Linked DNA regions of Mus musculus: region 2 is linked to region 1. A link is a loop called in an ENCODE intact Hi-C map of the cell type or tissue named here. Cell type or tissue: left cerebral cortex. All regions are shown on one strand. Each heading gives the region's core, and the rest is flanking DNA. Links, peaks and the distances in the headings are about the cores only.

Region 1 (11,823 bases), core at 2,095-10,094:
CTGCCTGGGTGAATGCCTGTGTAGCGCTGAGGTTATCTCATTCCCATCTCCGCCCTTCCAGACGCCTGCTGGCTCCCTGGATGCTCTCTGCTCTGCCCCGGGCAATGCCATCACCACCCAGCTGGGACCCTATGCCTTCAAGATACCCCTGTCCATCCGCCAAAAGATCTGCAGCAGCCTGGACGCCCCCAACTCCCGGGGCAACGACTGGAGGCTGTTGGCGCAGAAGCTGTCCATGGACCGGTGAGTATCCCAAGCTGCAGTCATCCCCATTGCCCTCACCCTCAGGGTCTGGCACAGCAGTGGGGTGCACATCCCAGCTGACAAAGGCCAGCTCCCAGCTCAGCTTCCCTTGTGCCGTCAGTCCCCAGAGCCCGTGCGAAAATGTCGTGCATGCTGACACACACTGATAATCCCAGCACTGGGGAGACAGAGGAAGCTCCCTGGAGCTTGCTAGCCAGCCACTCTAGCTGAATGATGAGAAACCCTGTCTCAAGTGAGGTGGATGGTATCGCTAAGGATGACTCGTGAGATTGTCCTCTGACACACGCACGCACGCGCACACACACACACACACACACACACATTCACATGCATGTGCTAAAAATTAATTTTTAAAAAGACATTTAGAGCTGGAGAGATGGCTCAGCGGTTAAGAGCACTGACTGTTCTAAGGAAGGTCCTGAGTTCAAATCCCATCAACCACATGGTGGCTCACGACCATCCATAATGGGATCCGATGCCCTCTTCTGGAGTGTCTGAAGACAGCTACAGTGTACTTACATATAATAAATAAATCTTAAAAAAAAAGAAAAGAAAAGAAAAGCCATCTAGTTACTATAAATGGGAGAAGCTTACAAAGATAGCTAGAGACTCTGCTCCAATCCTCAGAAGCGTGCTTGGAAGGTCTCTCAGGGTCCCGGCGTCTTTTGGTGGTGGTGATGGCGATGGAGAAGAGAAGAGGGTGCTTTGGGTGAGCTCGGGCTTTGTCAGCTGTGTGAGGAGATGTGGGAATCAACCCCTCCTCACTGCGGAATCATATCCGGCAGTTTAAAGGAACCAAGGTGGATCTTGAGCCACAGCTTCAGGGGCGTCTGTCCCTGCAGTTTCCGCTTGCTGCTGCTGCTGCTGTCTATTAAAGCATTGTGTCAGGAGGCTATGGTGGAGTAAAGTCACCTCAGACGTAGACTGGAAGGGCCAGGGCAAGACACACCCCAGTGACCAGCCCCGCCGTCCACAGGTCCAGCCCTGGCCAACAGTGTATTCAGATGTTGTACACACATGTATTTAGCATGTGTGTGTATGCAGCACGCTGTGCATGGAGCATGTGTGGAGGTCAGAGGATAACCTCCGATCTCTTTGTTCTTCTGCTTGCCCTGAGTGTCAGGTAAGCTAGCCCAGGAGCTTACAGGGACTTCCCCTGTCTGTGCTTCCCAGCTCCCTGAAATGGCGTGCTCAAGGAACAGTGGATTTATAGACGTATGGTTTTCATGTTGGCTGCAGGGATTTGAACTCAAGTCTACACTACCCACAGAACCATCTTGCCAGCCCTCATACAGACTCTGAGTTCCTCCATGGGTTTATCTGTTGATGAAGGCAGAGGTTCAAGTTGCAGGAGCTTGCTCAGCCCCACCTCTAAACCACGCTAGTAGGAGATCAAGAGGACCAAGGGATGAGTCTTAGCATACATGGACTTGCCTAGGGCTGCAAAGTCTACAACTGGGGAACCCAGGAATCAAGACTCAAGGCTGCGGGACTCTGGAGCCCACAGTCTTCCCATCACCCGGGTCTTCCCAATTCATGGGCTGGTCACCTCAGGGGTGCCAACATTTCTGTTTCCTTCCAACAGGTACCTAAACTACTTCGCCACCAAAGCTAGTCCCACAGGTGTCATCTTAGACCTCTGGGAAGCTCGGCAACAGGATGACGGGGACCTCAACAGCCTGGCCAGTGCCTTGGAGGAGATGGGCAAGAGTGAGATGCTGGTAGCCATGGCCACAGATGGCGATTGCTGAGTGCCTGTGACCACAGGCCTGTGGGGATCAGTAGGAGACGGTGCAAGGAGGCCTGGCAGCCTCTGCACAGGGGTGCCCAGCCTCCACCACTCCTGGCTCACAGCAGGAATGGTCCTTCAACTCCCTCCCCGCCACAACCCTCAGACCACCACCACCAGCCTTAGAAAGTCTCTGTGCTCTACTGCCAAGAGGCCGGGATCCTCTGGCCCACTGTTTCCCCAGCTCACTCTGGGGTGGGCTGAGGCCTCTGGGACAGCTGAAAGCCAGAGGCTTTCCCCTGCGACAACACACCACCCTCAGCCCTGTGACTTTGGGGACCCACAGGTTTCAATTCTGTGTTCACATGGTCCTGGGCTAGGGACCGCTCTCTTATCCCGGGTCGAGTTCAGTTCAGGCAAACTGCTTTTTCCTGTCCACAAGCAGAGAGGGAAGATTAGGGGAGTGGGGGTGGGGGGTGGGGGATGAGCCTCAGAAGTCAGCGAGACTCAGGTAGTGAGAGAGCAAAAACAGTAAGGGCAAAGAAAGACCCAGTTTCTTAGGGAACGCAAATGATTTATTATCCAGATACTTGGATAGTTCCTTTTTAAGAAAACAAAACAAACAAAAAAAAGTAAGAAAAGGAAAAAAAAAACCTTTTATCCTTGAATGTGGCTAAGAGTGGCTATGCTTGTGATTTGGGCCATAGGCGAGTGCACTTGTGGACACATGTGTGTGTGGGTGTGGTCAATAAGAGACTGCACAGGGAAAGGCTTTGCTATGTCAAGGCCTCAGTTTCCCCAGCTGTGCAGGGAGCTGAGACAGGGTTTTAGCCATGGCCCTGAGTTCTAAAGTCACAAGCAGAAGCTGGGGCCTGGTGGCCTTCGTCCTCTCCGGAGCCCCCTGCAGGTGCCCTTCTGTGGCCTCCTCTGGCTTTGGAGGGTCCAGCTGTGGTTCTGGGAGACTGTTCAGGTCTGTTTGGTGATTCCTGGTCTCGTGATGGCCAAAACTCTTACTGAGAGGGAGGGGGTGTTCCAGGGAGGGCTCTCTCCCTGGGTGAGGCTGGGTGGCTCTGTGTCTAAGCTGGCACTAGCCGGTCTGCACCCCTGTGCCTCTAGCCATCATTTTACCCGCTGATCTCCCTACTGGGGTCAGGAGATATGAAGGTAACTAAGTAGACAGCTGTATACCCACTCTTGACCACAGCGCATTCTGGGATGTTCCATGGGGCCAGTGGAAGGGATGAATTCTTGTCCCTTTCAGCCCACGGGCAGTGACAGGGACTAGGATCACTGGTATTGATCCTATTGAGATGCTGACTTCCCTGAACTGCCCTTGACCAGCCTGAAAGCTTTGAAAGTTGGGGCCTCTGTGAGGAGGCAGGTTTCATGGCCACAGACCCAGCAAGCATCTCTGCCCTGGTTTTCCTGAAGTGGGGCTCTGAGACAGACCAAGGTGCCCCTGGCATCTAGGTGAACAGTGCCTCATAGAGTAGTCCTCAGCTCCTCCTGCCAAAGATGCTCATCCCTGTGGGCATACTCTCACTGGTCACTGTTAGCCCGCACATAGAAGGGGGAAGCCAAGGTGGAGCTGTGCTGTGTGACTTCAGGCACATAACTGCTTTCTCTGGGCTTAAGTGTCCTTTTATCCTGGGATGCTCCACGAGGCCCCTTGGGTTCCCACGCTTCTCTGAGAATCGAGTAGAGACAAGTTGATTGTGGTCTGCATGCTCTCTCCTTTGCCCGTCCTCGGAAACCTGCCTGTCTGGGACCTGAGGGAGCACTTAGTGAGCAAGTCCCAGCTTACAGTCCGACTCTTACTTAGAAGGTGCTCAGCATCTGGGGCACAGAAGCTAGAGCTGGAGCCTGGGGTAGGGCTCTAACCAGACAGCCCAGGTAAGGTCAAGCCAACTCTGAGCTGAGCCAGACAGGGCTGTTGGGTTGGGTTTCCATTCCTGCCTCCAATGAGATGAAGCCTCTCCCCTTCCCATTCCTAGCCAGCTTGGCGTTGCTGGGTCCTGCAGGGTATTTCTGTGTCATCTTGGGTAGTATGTGTGTTTGGGAGCATGTGTGTGTGTGTGTGTGTGTGTGTGTGTGTGTGTGTGTGTGTGTGTGTGTGCATGCCTGTGCTTTTCAACTTGGCACATCAGGGCACCCCTCCCAGAACACGCACACCTATCCCCACATGTGGACATGACCTCTGTGCCCAGGTTTGTGCCACTGGAGGTGGGCGTGCCTGTTTGCTGTCCCCGAGTCACAGTCAGTTGGTGTATCTCCTATGTGCCTCTCTGCTCTTCTCAATGGGGCCAGGTGTCTGAGTTCTGGCCATACCCCTTGAGGGACAGGGACCCTTCTTATCCCTGGATCTTTCAGGGCTCTCTGGTCCCCCATCTTGAGGCTCCCAGGCATCCGAGACAGCACCTTCCTCCCACCCTCAGAGGTCAAGTGGGTGGGAGCTCAGGTGCCGGGGTGTGGACATGGCTGTGTGTCTGTGGGTTCTGATATGCAGGGGACGGTCCCGGCCCTGTTCGTCCATTCTGTAAATAACTTGTAAATAGTCTTTAGCATTCCTCTTGTAACAAGATTAATTTTTATGAAATAAATTATATTTCCTAGTCTAATTAAAAAAAAAAAATCCAGGTCCTGGTCTGATGTCTTCTCGGTGTCTTTTAATGGCAGTTGGGAGTGTCCTGTTCTTTTTGTACGTCCACAGCAGCTCAGAGCTCCAGACCTTGATCCAGCTCAACAGCCCCATCCCACAAAAGGGAAACAGGGCTTTCTGACAGTTACACAGCAAGTTAGGGCCCCTGGATCTCACCTTGCTCACCAGCCAAGCCTTAAAGCACACAGCAGAGGAGAGGAATGTAGAGAGAATAGGGTGTGTCCCATCTGAGGCTGAGTGGTCAGTTGAATGCCATACAGGCAGGAGAGTGATGGGAGTACATTGGGATGTGTGGCTGGGTGTGAACCTGGTGGTTTACACCCTAGGTAAATACCCCATCTAAGGAGGAGAGTGTCATCAGTCCTGCCACGCAGATGACAGACAGCATTGTGTGTTCTGCAAGAGTTTCCCTGCAGGTGGTGCCTGGTAATGAAATCATAAACCTGTGTCCTGCCAGTGAACCAGTCTGCAGGTGGAGGGGTGCATATTTTAATTTTCATGACTTGATAATTACCTCTGCTTAAACTGGTACCCATAACCCTCAGGTGGCTCTCAGGCCTCGCCCTGCATCTGGTTGGCAGTTCCCAGACCCCATGGCCTACAGTCCCTTGAGTTTGGAATAAGCCCTTGACCTGGTTGTGGAGGTGTCATGAAGCCCACCACACTATTCAGGGTCTGGAAAGTCCTGTGGTGAGGCTCTGATCTTACATTAACACAGGGTACTCGACCAAACATCTGTCTGCTAAGCTTCAAGTGTGAGCTTCCTGTGGGCCTTGCCAGCTCTCACTCTCTACAGCCTGCAGCTGGCTCTAAGGCAATTTCAAAGTGGGGTGGGTCTAGATTGAGAAATTTTCAAGACAAAAGGAAGTCCATGGGTCCTCTGGGTGTTTATGGTGTATTGGGGTGGGGGCAGAGCACATAATATATACATGCTTGTGCCTGCATGCACGTGCTCACACACACTTGGCCTGCTTTCACTATCTGGTCAGCCAAGACCCATGATAACCACATTCAGCAAGTTCCTAGGCCCCAGATGCTGCCAGGGTAAAGGTCTTTCTTTTTTCTTTTTCTTTTTTTCTTTTTTTTAAAAGATTTATTTATTTCATGTATATGAGTACACTGTATCTGCCTTCAGACACACCAGAAGAGGGCATTGGATCCCATTACAGGTGGTTGTGAGCCACTATGTGGTTGCTGGGAATTGAACTCAGGACCTTAGGAAGAGCAGTCAATGCTCTTAACCGCTGAGCCATCTCTCCAGCCCGGTAAAGGTCTTTCGAGAGGAATTTATTGATCAGGCAGGCAGGTGGACATGTCCTGGGAATATGGGAAATGGGCCAGGCTTGACTAAGCTAGGCAATTCAAGAATAAAAAGTGAAATTTATGGGTGCTACATGGAGGGCAGGAGAGAACAGGAAGAAAGGGTCCTTGCCTTGAGAGAGAGGTTATCGTTGGGTGAGTGGGGTAGAGAGAACAGGCGAACCTGGGAACAAGGGTTGTAAAGTCCAGTGGTTGTCAGTGTGAGAAACAGGGAGGACAGAGTAAATTATAGAGGTGCAGGAGCCCCCCAAGCCACCGTTAACTCTAGGTCACAGAAGCTAGCCTCAGAACTTTGTACCTAAACTGAGGTCAAGGCCACTTCTGTCTGAGCCTCTGAGTCTGGGATCTAGAGAGACGGCTGTAACACTTCCCGGCGATGATTGGCAGCTGGTCTTTGTTGCCCTCCTCTTAGCAGCAGATCTCGGCTCTGACAAAACTGCACAGATGCTCATCTCTAGGGTCCCTTCGACCGAGCCATAGTGGAACAGGGCCTTGGCGTGAAGGAGAGATTCTCAGGGCCCCCTGAGACACCTGGCCCTGGGTACTGTAGCTAAGCCACATTTTGGTCAACGGGCCACAGGAACAATAAGAAACTAACCACTAGATGGCGCCCGAAAACCGAACCGATGCAGTTAGAACCAGGAAGGCTCTGGCTCCAGAGACCCTGCCGTTTCAGACTGCCGCCCAGGGAGCCTGGACTGCTTTTCTCCAGGCAGCTCAGGCGCGCCCTCCTCTGGTCTGAAATGGGAATGACAGCGAGACTCAGCTGATTCACAGAAATCACCATTAGAAGCAAACGGCGATAAATCAATATCCATAAAACGAAAAGAAAACCAACTAATAATTCCAAACCCTTCTATTTAAAATATGTATTTATTTTGTGTGTGTGTGTGTGTGTGTGTGTGTGTGTGTGTGTGTGTGTGTGTGTGAAAGAACACGTGTACCACAGTGTGGAGGTCAGAGGACAACCCTGTGGAGCTGGTTCTCTTCATCAGTTCTGTCTTAGTTAAGGTTTTACTGCAGTGAACAGACACCATGACCAAGGCAACACTTATAAAGGAAAACATTTCATTAGGGTTGGCTTACAGGTCCAGAGGTCTAGTCCATCGTCATCATCAAGGCGGGAGCGTGGCAGCATCCAGGCAGGCATGGAGCTAAAAGAGCTGAGAATTCTACATCTTCATCTGAAGGCTGCTAGGAGAAGACTGGCTTCCAGGCAGCTAGGAGGAGGGTCTTAAAGCCCACACCCACAGTGACACACTTCGTCCTAATAGTGCCACTCCCTGGGCTGAGCATATACAAACCTTCACACACACACTCCTTACATGGGTTCCTGCTAAAGGCTAACAGATTGACCTTGATGGAAACAGAAATGATCGCAGGTGGAGTCCAGCACGGGGTGGGTGCACCTGGACAGAAACAGCAGTGCTGCAACAATGAATAAGGAAGCACAATGAGTTCTCAGATACTGTAGCTTTAACTACAGCAGCACAGGAACACGAGACCCGCCAGGGGCTGTGGCACAGGAGTGTCTTGAGATCTCTATGACACAGTTTCACCATATGCTTCAATTTCCAGAATGACCTGGACACTCCTGTTGTGAAATATAATGTGGCGGTAGGTGGGCAGGAGTAAGAGAGTATCTGGTGGGCTCATGCCAAGGTGTCTCCCTGAGAAATCACACCATGAGACAGACCTGGTGGTATAAGGGAAGTTTGTTTGGGGGAAGGGAGGGGAGTGAGGACCTGGAGAAGGGGTAGGGGCAGAGAGATGGGGCAGAGCCACAGAGCATGAGGGTCGGGGGAGGGAGGGTAAGGAATAATAGAAAGGCCTGCCAGGAACATGTGGGTGTGTGTGTGTGAGGAGAGAGAGAGAGAGAGAGAGAGAGAGAGAGAGAGAGAGAGAGAGAGAGAGAGAGAGAGAGAGGACGAAGGTGACAAGCAGTCTTTATGTAAGCCAGGCCACTGAACAGATGATGATGTAAGCTGTTGCTAGGTCTCTGGGATGAACTTAGCAGAATCACCTGTAAGCTAACAACTCCTCCATCTAGAGATGAAGTTTAGCCAGGTATGGTGGCATACAACCTTAATCCCAGCACAGGAGGATCTAGAGTTCAAGGCTATCCTTGGCTAATTAGTGATCTGGAGGTCAGCCCTGGGAGAGTCTACCTTGGATAATTCCTGAGTCACAAAAAGATGACCGCCCTCAGAGACTGATGGTTAAAATAGCGATGGCCTGCATACCCATATGTGTGTGAATGAGGCACTATTAGGAGGTGTGGCCTTGTCAGAGGAAGTGTGTCACTGTGGGGGTGGGCTTGAGGGCTCCTATGCACAAGCTTCACCCAGTGCAGAATACATCTCTCTTTGGCTGCCTTTGGATCAAGATGTAGAACTCCCCACTCTCCCAGCACCAGGTCTGCCTGCACACTGCCATGCTTCCTGCTATGGTGATAATGGACTGAACCTCTGAAATTATAAGCCAGTCCCAATTAAATGTTGTCCTTTATAAGAGTTGCCTTGGTCACGGTGTCTCTTCACAGCAATTACATCACCACAAAGCTCCAAGAATCACAGTAAGAAGCTGCTTATACTGTGCTCAGGGCTCCAGCACAGGTCCCAGCAACAGCCAGCACCACCAGTCAGACACACAAACAGGTGAAGAAGGGAATTGGAGCCTCAGCCGTTGAACCTTCCCGGTGATGTAGCAGAAACCACAGGACAGAGACAACTGTGCTTGCTGCACACCCCCCGTGGTATAGTAAACACTTTACACTGTAGTGTGCAATGGGAATTCATTTAAGCTATAGTGAGCAGAAGAGAAGACCTTCTGGGGCTCAAGCATTGCTCAGTTGTGTGATGGTTAATACTGAGTCTCATCTTGACAGAAGAGACAAGCGTGGGAAGGGCTACTTGTAAAGGATTCTCTAGACGCACTATTGAAGCAGGAAGACCAGCGGTACAGTCACATGGGCTGGGGTCCCTGGCTGGGTACCATTCATTCCACTCTGCCCCTAACAGGCATGCCATCTGATGAAGTGACTCAGACTTTTCCTGCCAGGCCTTACCCATCATGACAGAGGACTGGGAGCCACCAAACTAGGAGCCACCAGACTGGGAGCCACCAAACTGAGAGCCAAGAAAAGCCCTCCATTAAGTTCCTTTTGCCCTAACGCTTACCACACGAGTAAGAAAGGTAACTAAGGCAGGTGTGCATGATACCATGTGAAGTCCTTTGCGAACGCCATGTGAGGTTTGCATACAGATCTCTATGTGGATTATAGGAAGCTGGAACATGAGAGATTAAAAAAAATAAATAAATAATAAACAAAGGCTGTGGGATGGAGACTGTGACAAAGAAAGACAAGGGGCAGTGGGTCCAGGAGGCTCCTGAGCAGGAAAGGGGGTGGGTTCTGGAGCACGGTAGGGAGCAGTCAGCTGGAGAAGCAGAAGAGAGGGGACCAGGCTAAGGAGGCAGAACGAGGAAAGGGATATAGGGAAGGGTGAACACCCTAGTTAGTGATGTTGATCTTTTCTGTGGGGACAGGAGGACAGACCATGCCCGTGGGGCGTGTCCCTGGGGTTTGAAGAAGGTGATAGAGAAGCTGAGGTGCGCAGGGAATACTGGGAAGCCCTGGCTTGGGTTGGTGGTCATGTATTCAAATGGACCCTCCTGACTGCTGGTGTCTCTCTAGACACCCTCATAAACTGGGTCAAAGTGAGCCACCCAGAGCACCAGAAAAACAGAGATATGGGTGTTTGGGTATTACTAAGACCTTGGGCTCTAAGCAGACAAAGGGGTGTCCCCACGCATGGAGCAGGGACAGAGGGCTCAAGGGCCACAGTCCCGTAAAGGTCATAACTTCCCGAGAGAGCTGATGAACCAGCACATATCAAGGAGAGGTGACTGGCATCAACTGGGGAAAGGACTTGGATTAGAACTAGTTGTTGTGGGAATCTTAGAATTACAAGTGCCTCATCTGGGGGCCGTGGAATCCTGAAAAAAAAAATCTGACCAATGAGGTTAAAACAGGGACGTTGCAGTGGCAGAAAATGACCTCAAGGTGGCAACATCTACCAGTAAAACCCGATGGACTCCCTTGAGCCGGCCAGGCTGACTCCAAAGAAGGTACTCCCAGCACCTGAGTGGAAAGGCTGGAGAGGGAAGGCTGGCGGCTCAAAGCCCCCCCCCACACTACCCCCGCCACCCTGGCAGGAGGCTGGACCACCTAGGAAGATTCTGTCCTTTTTATTTTATTTTGGTTTTTTGAGCAAGAAAAGTACCTACCAATTTTGTTGAAAAGGTATCCACAATTTCTTTTGTGAATTTAAATTTTAATAATTTTATTAATTTTTAAAGAATGTTATAGAATGTATTCTAATCATATCCACCCCAGCTCCCCCCACCTCCACTTCAACTCCCTGTCCACCCAACTTGCTGTGCTATCCTAGTTCCTCTCTCTCTCTCTCTCTCAACTTGTGGAGTTCCATTTGCATTGTCTAAATTAGCTATCAAATGCCACTTTCTCTTCCAGAAGGGGTGGAACTTCCTGCCCACTTGGCCCTACTTTCATGCTGGGATTTTGTCTGGCTTAAGTTTGCATGGGCCTTAAGTCTTAATTTGGGTTTTATTGCTGTGAAGAGTCACCATGACCATGGCAACTCTTAAAAAGCAAGCATATAACTGGGGTTACCTTACAGCTTCAGAGGTTTAGTCCATCATGGTGGGAAGCATGGAATCATGGGAGTAGATGTAGTGCTGGAGACCTTGATCCAAAGGCAACCAGGAGGAGACTGGATGTGTTTTACACTGAGCATGGCTTGAGCATTTAAGACCTCCACAGTGACACACTTACTCCAACAAGGCCACACCTCCTCCAACAAAGCCACACCTCCTCCAACAAGACCACACCCCTTCCAACAAGGCCACACCCCCTCCACCAAAGCCACACCTCCTAATAGTGCCACTCTCTTTGGACAAGCATCCAAACACAGGAGTCTATGGGGGCCACACTAATTTAAACTACCACAGCCTGCTATCATAACCACTGTGGGTTCATGTGTGTAGCATCCCTGTTGTGCCTCAGAACAGAACACTGTGTGCTTGCCACATTTACCACCTTTGGCTTTTATCATGTTTCTATACTCTGTCAGTGATCCCTGAGTCTCAGAGGGAAGGGTGTTCTATATACATCCCATTTAGGACTGCACACTCCACAGTCTCATTCTCTACATGGGCTAGTCATGGGGAAAGGCCATGTAGTTAAAAAAAAAAAAAAAAAAAAGATCCCAGGTATAATGAACGCTGTTTATTGTCAACCACACAGAAGTTAGAAGCACAGCAAATGGGCCTCCAGCCATGTCTGTGATGCAATATTTAAACTACACTGATTGAAGTGGGGGGACCCAGCCCATGATGGGTGGCACCATTCCCTACTCAGGGAAATCTTGAACTGTATAAGGATGAAGAAAGCTAGCTGAGCACATGCGTGCACTACTCTCTGCTGACTTCAGATGGAATGTAACCTGCTGCTGCTGGCTCTTGCTGCCTTGATTTCCCTGCCAAGATGGGCAGGAAATAGAATTGTGGCCTAACCCCTTTCTCCCTTAAAGTGCTTTGTCCATGGTATTTGATCACAGGAACAGAAAAGTAAACTAAGACATCCAGTAAGGGCAGAAAAGGGAGAGCAGGCAGACCTACAGTCTTGGAAAGTGAGGACCCAAATACTTTTTATGGGCCCACTCAACCTGAATTCCCCAAAACTGCCTAAGTATTTTGTTAACTGGACACAATCTGTAGTCATCTGAAAAAAACCCTCTTCCATCAGATTGGTCTGTAGGCAAATCTATGG
Region 2 (8,000 bases), core at 1-8,000, 460 kb after region 1:
TACGATCCCAGCCCTGCTGCCCTTACTTTAACAAACCAACTTACAGAGAAGCTATGGAACTTGCCACATACCTAGAAAGTGGTGGGTTTTGAACCCAGGTCTTTTGTCTTTTTTAGAGTCATCTAGGCCAGTGGTTCTCAACCGTCCTAATGCTGAGACCCTTTTAATACAGTTCCTCGTGATGTGGTAGCCACCAACTGTAAAACAGTCATTGCTACTTCATAACTGTAATCTTGCTACTGTTGTGAACCATAATTTACTATCTGTGTTTTCCAGTGCTTAGGTGACCCCCAAAGGGGTCAAGACCCACAGGCTAAGAACCACTGGTCTAGCCTGTGCCATCTCTAGTCATCTCTCTGTTATATTTGTGGAATTCCTAAGTACATGTGTCTACAAGCAGTGTTCCTCAACCTGTGGGTTGTAACACTTTTGGGGGTCAAATGACTCTTCCACAGGGGTCACCTAAGACAATCTGCATAGCAGATATTAACATTATGGTTCATAACAGTAGCAAATTACAGTTATGAAGTAGCAATGAAAATAATGTTATGGTTGGGGGTCAGCACATGAGGAACTGTATTAAAGGGTCAGCATTAGGAAGGTTGGGAAACACTGGTCTAGTACATGGGAAAGACCCTACAGAGCTCAGAAATGGCTATCACATCTGGGCAGGAGAGCCTAAAGTTATTCAAAATGCAGTGTTGGGGCTGGAGAGAGAGCTCAGAGATGGCTGTTCCAGAGGTCTTGAGCTCAGTTCCCAGCCACCACACGGTGGCTCACGACCATCTGTAAGGGATCTGACGCTCTCTTCTGGTGTGTCTGAAGATAGCTGCAGTGTCCTCATATGCATTAAATAAATAAATAAATAATAAAAATTTAAAAAGTAAATAAATGCAGTGTTTACATAAAGCTGGAGCAACCACTAAAAATCAGGAGCGTTTCAGCCAGGCATGCTAGCGTATGCCTATAATCCCAGCACTCAGGCTGTGGACGTGGAGAACTCTGACTTCCTCCAAGGATGTGGCTTAGGGGGCAGGGCTTATCATCAGTATGTGTGGCCTCTGAGCTGTGCCACCCCGACTCTTTAACAGGGAGTGTGGACGGTATCCTGCGCACCTTTGACCTCTTCATGGCCTACAGCCCTGGCTATTTTGTGGTAGACATCGTGGCCCGAGACCTGGCCGGCCACAATGATACCGCCATCATCGGCATCTACATCCTGAGGGATGACCAGCGCGTGAAGATCGTCATCAATGAGATCCCGGACCGCGTGCGTGGCTTCGAGGAGGAGTTCATTCGCCTGCTGTCCAACATCACAGGCGCCATTGTCAACACCGATGACGTGCAGGTGACCTGGGGCCCAAGGACTGGGGCGATGGGAAGAGACGGGGGACAGAAGAGGCCCCTCCTTAATCACTTCATAGCCACATGGCTTTGAGGGATGGCCCCGGGTCTGTAGACCTCCATCTCCTTGTCTGTAAATAAGAATAGTGAAGGAGCCTTATGTGGGAGTTAGCAGCCGAGTCCAGGAGACCCAGGAGTGATAGGGCTCCTGCATGATGCTGGCCTGTAGTGTCCCATCCCCAGTGCCAGCCGTGTGGCCTTACGCCCACAAACTCCCTTTCTCCCCAGTTCCACGTGGATATGAAAGGGAGGGTGAACTTTGCGCAGACAGAACTGCTTATCCACGTGGTCAATCGCGACACAAACCGCATCCTGGATGTGGACAGGTGAGTGCATGTGTGTGTGTGCATGTGTGTGTATGTGTGCATGTGTGTGTATGTGTGCATGTGTGTGTATGTGTGCATGTGTGTGTATGTGTGCATGTGTGTGTATGTGTGCATGTGTGTGTGTATGTGTGCATGTGTGTGTGTATGTGTGCATGTGTGTGTGTATGTGTGCGTGTGTATGTGTGCATGTGTGTGTGTGTGTATGTGTGCATGTGTGTGTATGTGTGCATGTGTGTATGTGTGCATGTGTGTGTATGTGTGCATGTGTGTGTATGTGTGCATGTGTGTATGTGTGTATGTGTGCATGTGTGTGTGTATGTGTGCATGTGTGTGTGTATGTGTACATGTGTATATGTGTGTGCATGTGTGTGTATGTGTGCATGTGTGTGTGTATGTGTGCATGTGTGTGTGTGTATGTGTGCATGTGTGTGTATGTGTGCATGTATGTGTGTATGTGTATGTGTGTGTGTTGGGGGGTCATGTTTGGACGGCCTGTTATGGGGAAGAGGAACCACAAAGGAGGCACAGACTTTGCCATCAGCCTCACTGCAGGGTGCAGAGCTGGGGAAGAAGACAGTGAGGCAGCAGGAACATGCTCATCCCTCTAGGCCTCACAGATTAGTCAGGATTCCACTGCTGTGAAGAGACACCACGGCCACAGCAGCTCTTATAAAGGACATGATTTAATGTCCTGGCTGGCTTACAGTTCAGAGATTCAGTCCATTATCGTCACGGTGGGAAGCGTGGCAGCATCCAGGCAGGCGTGGTGCTGGAGAAGGAGCCGAGAATTCTACATCCTAATCTACAGGCAGCAGGAAGAGAGAGAGAGACTCTGGACTTGGCTTGGGCATCTGAAACCTCAATGCCCACCCCCCAGTGACACACTCCATCCAATAAGGCCACACCTGCTTCCTAATGGTGCTGCTCCTTGGTGACCAAGCACACAAATCTATGAGCTTATTTGGGTCGTTCTTATTCAAACCATTGAGCCATTCTTATTCAAACCACCACATTCTCCAATAAAACTCCATTTGTCTGGGGTCCATGAAGACCCTGGCCGCAGACACAGAGGCCCTGTAAGATGCCATGCTCACCCAGCCAGGTGGCTTTTCTCTTGCAGAGCTTCAGAGCAGCATGTGAGCATGTGGGGCTTATGGTGGGAACAGAACACACTGCCCCAGAATGGAGGGCGGTGGGTGGCTGGGGTAGAGCAGAGGCCATGGCTCCTATACAGGGTCATCCAGATGATCGATGAGAACAAGGAGCAGCTTCGGAACCTCTTCAGGAACTACAACGTGCTGGATGTGCAGCCCGCCATCTCTGTCCAGCTGCCGGATGACATGTCTGCCCTGCAGGTACGTGTGTTGTGTCTGTCCCCACCCGCCTGCAGTCTGGGTTTTGCCCCTGGACCAGCCTGCTAATGGCTGGCCTGCTATGTCCACAGATGGCCATCATTGTCCTGGCCATCCTTCTCTTCTTGGCTGCCATGCTCTTCGTCCTCATGAACTGGTACTACAGGACCATGTGAGTGTCCCCACCTCCTGCCTGAACCAGAATAGCCGATGTCCCCCAGACAGTGGGCACCAAGGCAGGCAGGGCCGAGGACCAGAGGTAACAGGCCAGCTTCCCTTATGGAGCCAACTGACACTCTCTCCCTCCCCGCTCCCTCTTCCTCCTTCCCTCTCTCTCCAGACACAAGAGAAAGCTAAAGGCCATTGTGGCTGGCTCTGCGGGTGAGTGAAGGTTGTTGGGGGTCAGGTTAAGGGGGCCTGGTCCTCCCCTTGGCTGTACCCTTTTGCCCCTCACTCAAATTCTCTCCATGCAGGGAACCGTGGCTTCATTGACATCATGGACATGCCCAATACCAACAAATACTCCTTCGATGGGTGTGTGGACTCCTCAAGTCTGCAGATCTCCTTAGGATCCCTACAGGACCCAGCTACAGAGAAGTTATCTGTAGCAGCTGCCACCCTGGCTGAAACATGGAGTGTGGGCTCCCCCTAGTGGTCTTATCACTTCTCCGCACTCTTAAAAATGTGTTGTCCAGGTCCCAATTAAGAGGGAGCAGAGGGAGGGGGTGAGGCCTCCCTGACAAAGCTGACCCAGGCTGGTAGGCAGTCGTAGCTCTCACAGGATCCTGTAACAAAAGGATATAGCCATAGGAGCTGTGGCAGAGTTCCTATGCAGCCCTGCTGAAGGTTCTGTGGCTGGCCCAGGGAATGGGCAGTCTTAGAGGCAAGGCATCTTTTCTACCCTATGCTACTCCCCAACTACAGAGCCAACCCTGTGTGGCTGGACCCCTTCTGCCGGAACCTGGAGCTGGCTGCGCAGGCCGAGCACGAAGATGACCTCCCTGAGAACCTGAGTGAGATCGCAGACCTGTGGAACAGCCCCACCCGCACCCATGTGAGCCAGGGTGGCAGCATGCAGCAGGCCGAGCTCAGGACTTGGGAGGGTGGTTCCCTACCCTATGATGTCAACCTCCCTGCTCCAGCCAATGCTCCCCTCTCCTCCAGGGAACTTTTGGGCGTGAGCCTGCAGCAGTCAAGCCCGATGATGACAGATACCTGCGTGCAGCCATCCAGGAATACGACAACATCGCCAAGCTGGGCCAGATCATTCGAGAGGGGCCTATTAAGGTGAGCCCTCTCCTGCAGGGTCCAGTGCCCAGACCCTGTTTGAATTTGACCCCTACTCAAGGATATAAGGAGATGGTTTATCTGGACCCGCCTTCTATCAGGATGGGAGTTTGGGCACTAGGGTTAATAGGCTCGGCAGCCTGTGGCGTCTTCGGAACTGAACGGTCAGTTTTCAGGCTCTTTTCCCATCCTCTTCATTTGAACTGGATACCTGTAGAACCGTGACTGCCATGGGCGTGTAAGAGCTAGGGGCAGGCAGCAGCCTAAGTGGGAAGTTAACCTTCTCCCTTCCTCAGGGCTCGCTGCTGAAGGTGGTCCTGGAGGATTACCTACGGCTCAAAAAACTCTTTGCACAACGGATGGTACAAAAAGCCTCCTCCTGCCATTCCTCCATCTCCGAGGTAGTGAGGTAGCCTCGGGAGCTGGGAACTGTGTGCCGTGCCCCATTCCTGGGGATGCCTCTCTCTCTCTCTCTCCCCCCCACCCCCCCCCCTCTCGTTACTGGGAGTTATCTGCTCTTCTGTTAACCTAGCAGCCAAACCCAAAAGCTGCTCCAGGAAGTCAGAAAAGAGATTATGATGTCTGGATACTGTGGAGTCTTTCCTAGAAATGAGGTGGGCTCAAAAGCAGCGGTTCTTAGTGTCCAGGAACCCCAAACCGTTACCTTCTAAGGAGCCTCCACCTTAAGAAACAGGTCAGGAGGGCCAAGCAGGCCTGTGTATCCTGGGCTACTGTTCCAGCAACTAGGGATTGCCAGTTACACTGGCTTTCCCAAAATGCCCATTTCCACCGGGGTATATGCTACAAAGCCTTGCAGCCAGACCAAAGTGCTCCTCCTACTTCTAGAGGTTCTACCTGGCCCTGCTTTCCTACCAACTTGGTTACAAACCCAGATACCACAGTAGTGTCCAGACTAATACCCACATGCTTAAGGACAGGTGGTGAACCTTTTAATATCCAGCCTCTGCCTTCCATTTGAGAAGGCTGGCGGGCCTGTTGGGTGGCTCTGTTAGATGCGGTAAAGAGGCCAGTGTGGTCCTGGGGTGACCGACCGGCTTACACCGCAGGCACAGCCCTCAGCTCACTGTAGTTTCCGAGTCATGAGGGTGTCCCTCCTTCTGCAGCTGATCCACACCGACCTGGAGGAGGAGCCTGGGGACCACAGCCCAGGCCAGGGCAGCCTCCGTTTCCGACACAAGCCACCCATGGAGCTCAAGGGGCAAGATGGAATCCACATGGTTCATGGCAGCACGGGCACACTGCTGGCCACTGATCTCAACAGCTTGCCGGAGGACGACCAGAAGGGGCTGGACCGCTCGCTGGAGACTCTGACGGCCTCTGAGGCCACTGCCTTTGAGCGCAATGCCCGCACAGAGTCGGCCAAGTCCACCCCTCTGCATAAGCTCCGGGACGTTATCATGGAGAGCCCTCTGGAAATCACGGAGCTGTGATGGCAAGCCTGCCCACCACCCTCCGAGGCAGGGGCACGGCCGGCCCTTCGCCCAGTACAGCCTTTGTGGGTGACCCTGGGCTGGCCCTGGCAGCCTGCATGGCGGCTCAGATTTGCCTCCTGCCAGGAACTAATTCAGCATCTGATCTCTACCTTCATAAAATTGGTTATTTTTTTAAGAAAACTTTAAAAATGCTAAGTGTCTAAGGACAAGGTGAGGAGGATCTCTGGGGGAGCCCCAGAGACTGAGGCCCAGCTCAGCTCTTCCCGACGCCTCTAAGGAGCAGGGAGCCAGCACAGAACTGACAACCCAGCCGGCCCACCCCTGCCTCAGTCCAAGCCCCACTGCACTTCTGCCTGCTGGACGTCAGGGTGGCGCTCCGCCCCTGCACACACACCAGTGGATGAGGGAACAAAGCATCCGCCCCATCGTCCTGAGGTGCCCAGGTGACAGCCGTGACTGATGTCCCTCCCCCTGGGTGTTGAATGTAGAGTGTTTGTGTGTAACCCTTTTCTAAATTAAGTTACTCCCTCAGGATTTCCTCCAGGTTTTGTTTAACTGATGCTCAGTGAAAGTCTCTGGAATGCTCTGTTTAAAAAGAAAAGCAACTCACATGGAACCAGCAATACCCTGACTTGGTGCCGTATGAAGGTCCTGGGGGGATGGGAGGGAGCCCCTTGGCCAGAGCGGCTGCTAGGAGCTGAAGGGGAAGGGGAAGGGGACCCAGAACCCACTCTCTTCTGGCTGAGGTATCAAAGAGACACAAGGCCAGATCTGTTGGTTAACAGAACTTTATTAAGTCACAGAAACTTTAGTGCAAAACAAAATCTAGGTCCATTTAACTGCACAGGCTGTCTCCTGGCAACCGGAGGCACAGGAAGCTTCTACTCTACACAGAGACCCCTCAGTTCATGGCCCACTGCCAGGCAGACGCTTCACTCATGAGGTGAACAGGCAGGTCAACAAGAGCTACAGGTGGTGGGAAAGCCGTGCAGGACCCCAAACAGCCAGGCAGAGGCCACACGGTCAAGGGCCTCACACACAAAAGACCAGGCCCACGTGACCGTCACACGGCACAGGCAAGTTACATTCACAAGTTTCCCCTCCCCACCCTACCCCACAGAACCCCAACAAGGCAGACGGGAAGACAGGAAAGCAGAATGGAAGGCTGACCCAGGGACAGCAACATCCCAAGCAAGCCACCTGCAGGTGCTTCTGAAATCTCTGTGCTATGACAATGGCCATTCCATCGCTCTAAAGGCCTGATCATTCTGTGCTTCTAATCATCCAAAATAACTCCTTGGTACCACAGGAAGCTGGGTAGCTCCCTCATGGTAGGAGATGGCCATAGATCCCCCACACACCAAGAAAGGGCTCAGAAAATGCTCCTGCCCTCTGGCTCACCACCCCCCTCCAGCAGGTGGGTGAAAAGGGCAGCCGGGGAGCTGATGCCCAAGGTATCCTCATCCTTCGAGCAGAAAGGGGACACGGAAGTGGCTGTCAGCACCTCTTACATGACAGAAATGCTACAGTAAGGGAGAGGAGATGGGGGAAGGGCAAAGGGGGTTCCTACTTATTAAGTCAAATAGATCTATGTGTTCATTACCCTAGACCCACAAGTAGGTGACTTCTGCAGCTGGGAAACTAGTTCCACACATGGCGTTTGCAATGATCGACAGCCTATGAGGAGAAAGGGAGACAGGTCAGGTCAGACAGGACAAGCCTTCACGCGTCACTTGCTTGTCAGCGTCACTCCAAGTGTGACCTGCTTTCTGCTGACGTCACAGAAGCTAAGGAACCTAGGATGCTATCAAAACAGGACCTGTGGCCCTCAGAGCTGTGAGATCTCTGAAAACACTGGCACGGAACCAGAGGCACAGCCCCTTGCTGTCATGTAAGAGTACTCCTGCAGTAGGCAGGACTCCAGCCCCCAGTCCCTGCTGCTTGACTGAAAAATCCTACAGCAATGAACAAGAGCTCAAGAGGGGCAGCCTCAGGCCCACATGCTATCCATGGGGTGTGACAGTGCAGACAAGGACAGGAGGGGCCCGGCTGACTCACGTCCCTGAGAAGGAACGACAAAGCTTTATGCGCTAGAGGCCAAGACCAATACCCCATCAGGAAAGCAAGTCTGGCCCCCAGGGCTGCTCACAAACACCCTGTGGAGCACCCTTGAACCA

What was found. Peaks named below come from ENCODE experiments on the same cell type or tissue, not always from the same donor. Only the 100,000 strongest peaks of a DNase experiment are listed, where the experiment ranks them.
Region 2: a loop joins it to region 1, with 6 times the contacts of the local background. A loop is called at or near these places in 30 of 42 quality-filtered maps.

Annotation. Positions count from the first base shown.
Region 1 is chr10:60,755,400-60,767,222 of GRCm38, reverse strand. It overlaps Unc5b (unc-5 netrin receptor B), which reads left to right. Exons shown (of 17, transcript NM_029770.3): 16 at 62-243; 17 at 1,850-4,629. The coding sequence ends at 2,015. Among named protein-coding and RNA genes, the nearest start is that of Slc29a3, 8.5 kb to the right of the region's middle. In left cerebral cortex, for the core only: CTCF peaks have their summits at 6,649 and 10,021 (motif pointing right); DNase peaks (open chromatin) are centred at 6,637 and 10,032.
Region 2 is chr10:60,301,194-60,309,193 of GRCm38, reverse strand. It overlaps Psap (prosaposin), which reads right to left. Exons shown (of 15, transcript NM_011179.3): 15 at 6,594-7,500. The coding sequence ends at 7,465. Cdh23 (cadherin 23 (otocadherin)) reads left to right here. Exons shown (of 71, transcript NM_023370.3): 62 at 1,092-1,348; 63 at 1,633-1,730; 64 at 2,965-3,085; 65 at 3,175-3,254; 66 at 3,423-3,463; 67 at 3,556-3,616; 68 at 4,007-4,136; 69 at 4,247-4,369; 70 at 4,666-4,770; 71 at 5,494-6,444. The coding sequence ends at 5,820. Among named protein-coding and RNA genes, the nearest start is that of Psap, 28 kb to the right of the region's middle. In left cerebral cortex, for the core only: a CTCF peak has its summit at 3,734 (motif pointing left); a DNase peak (open chromatin) is centred at 3,725.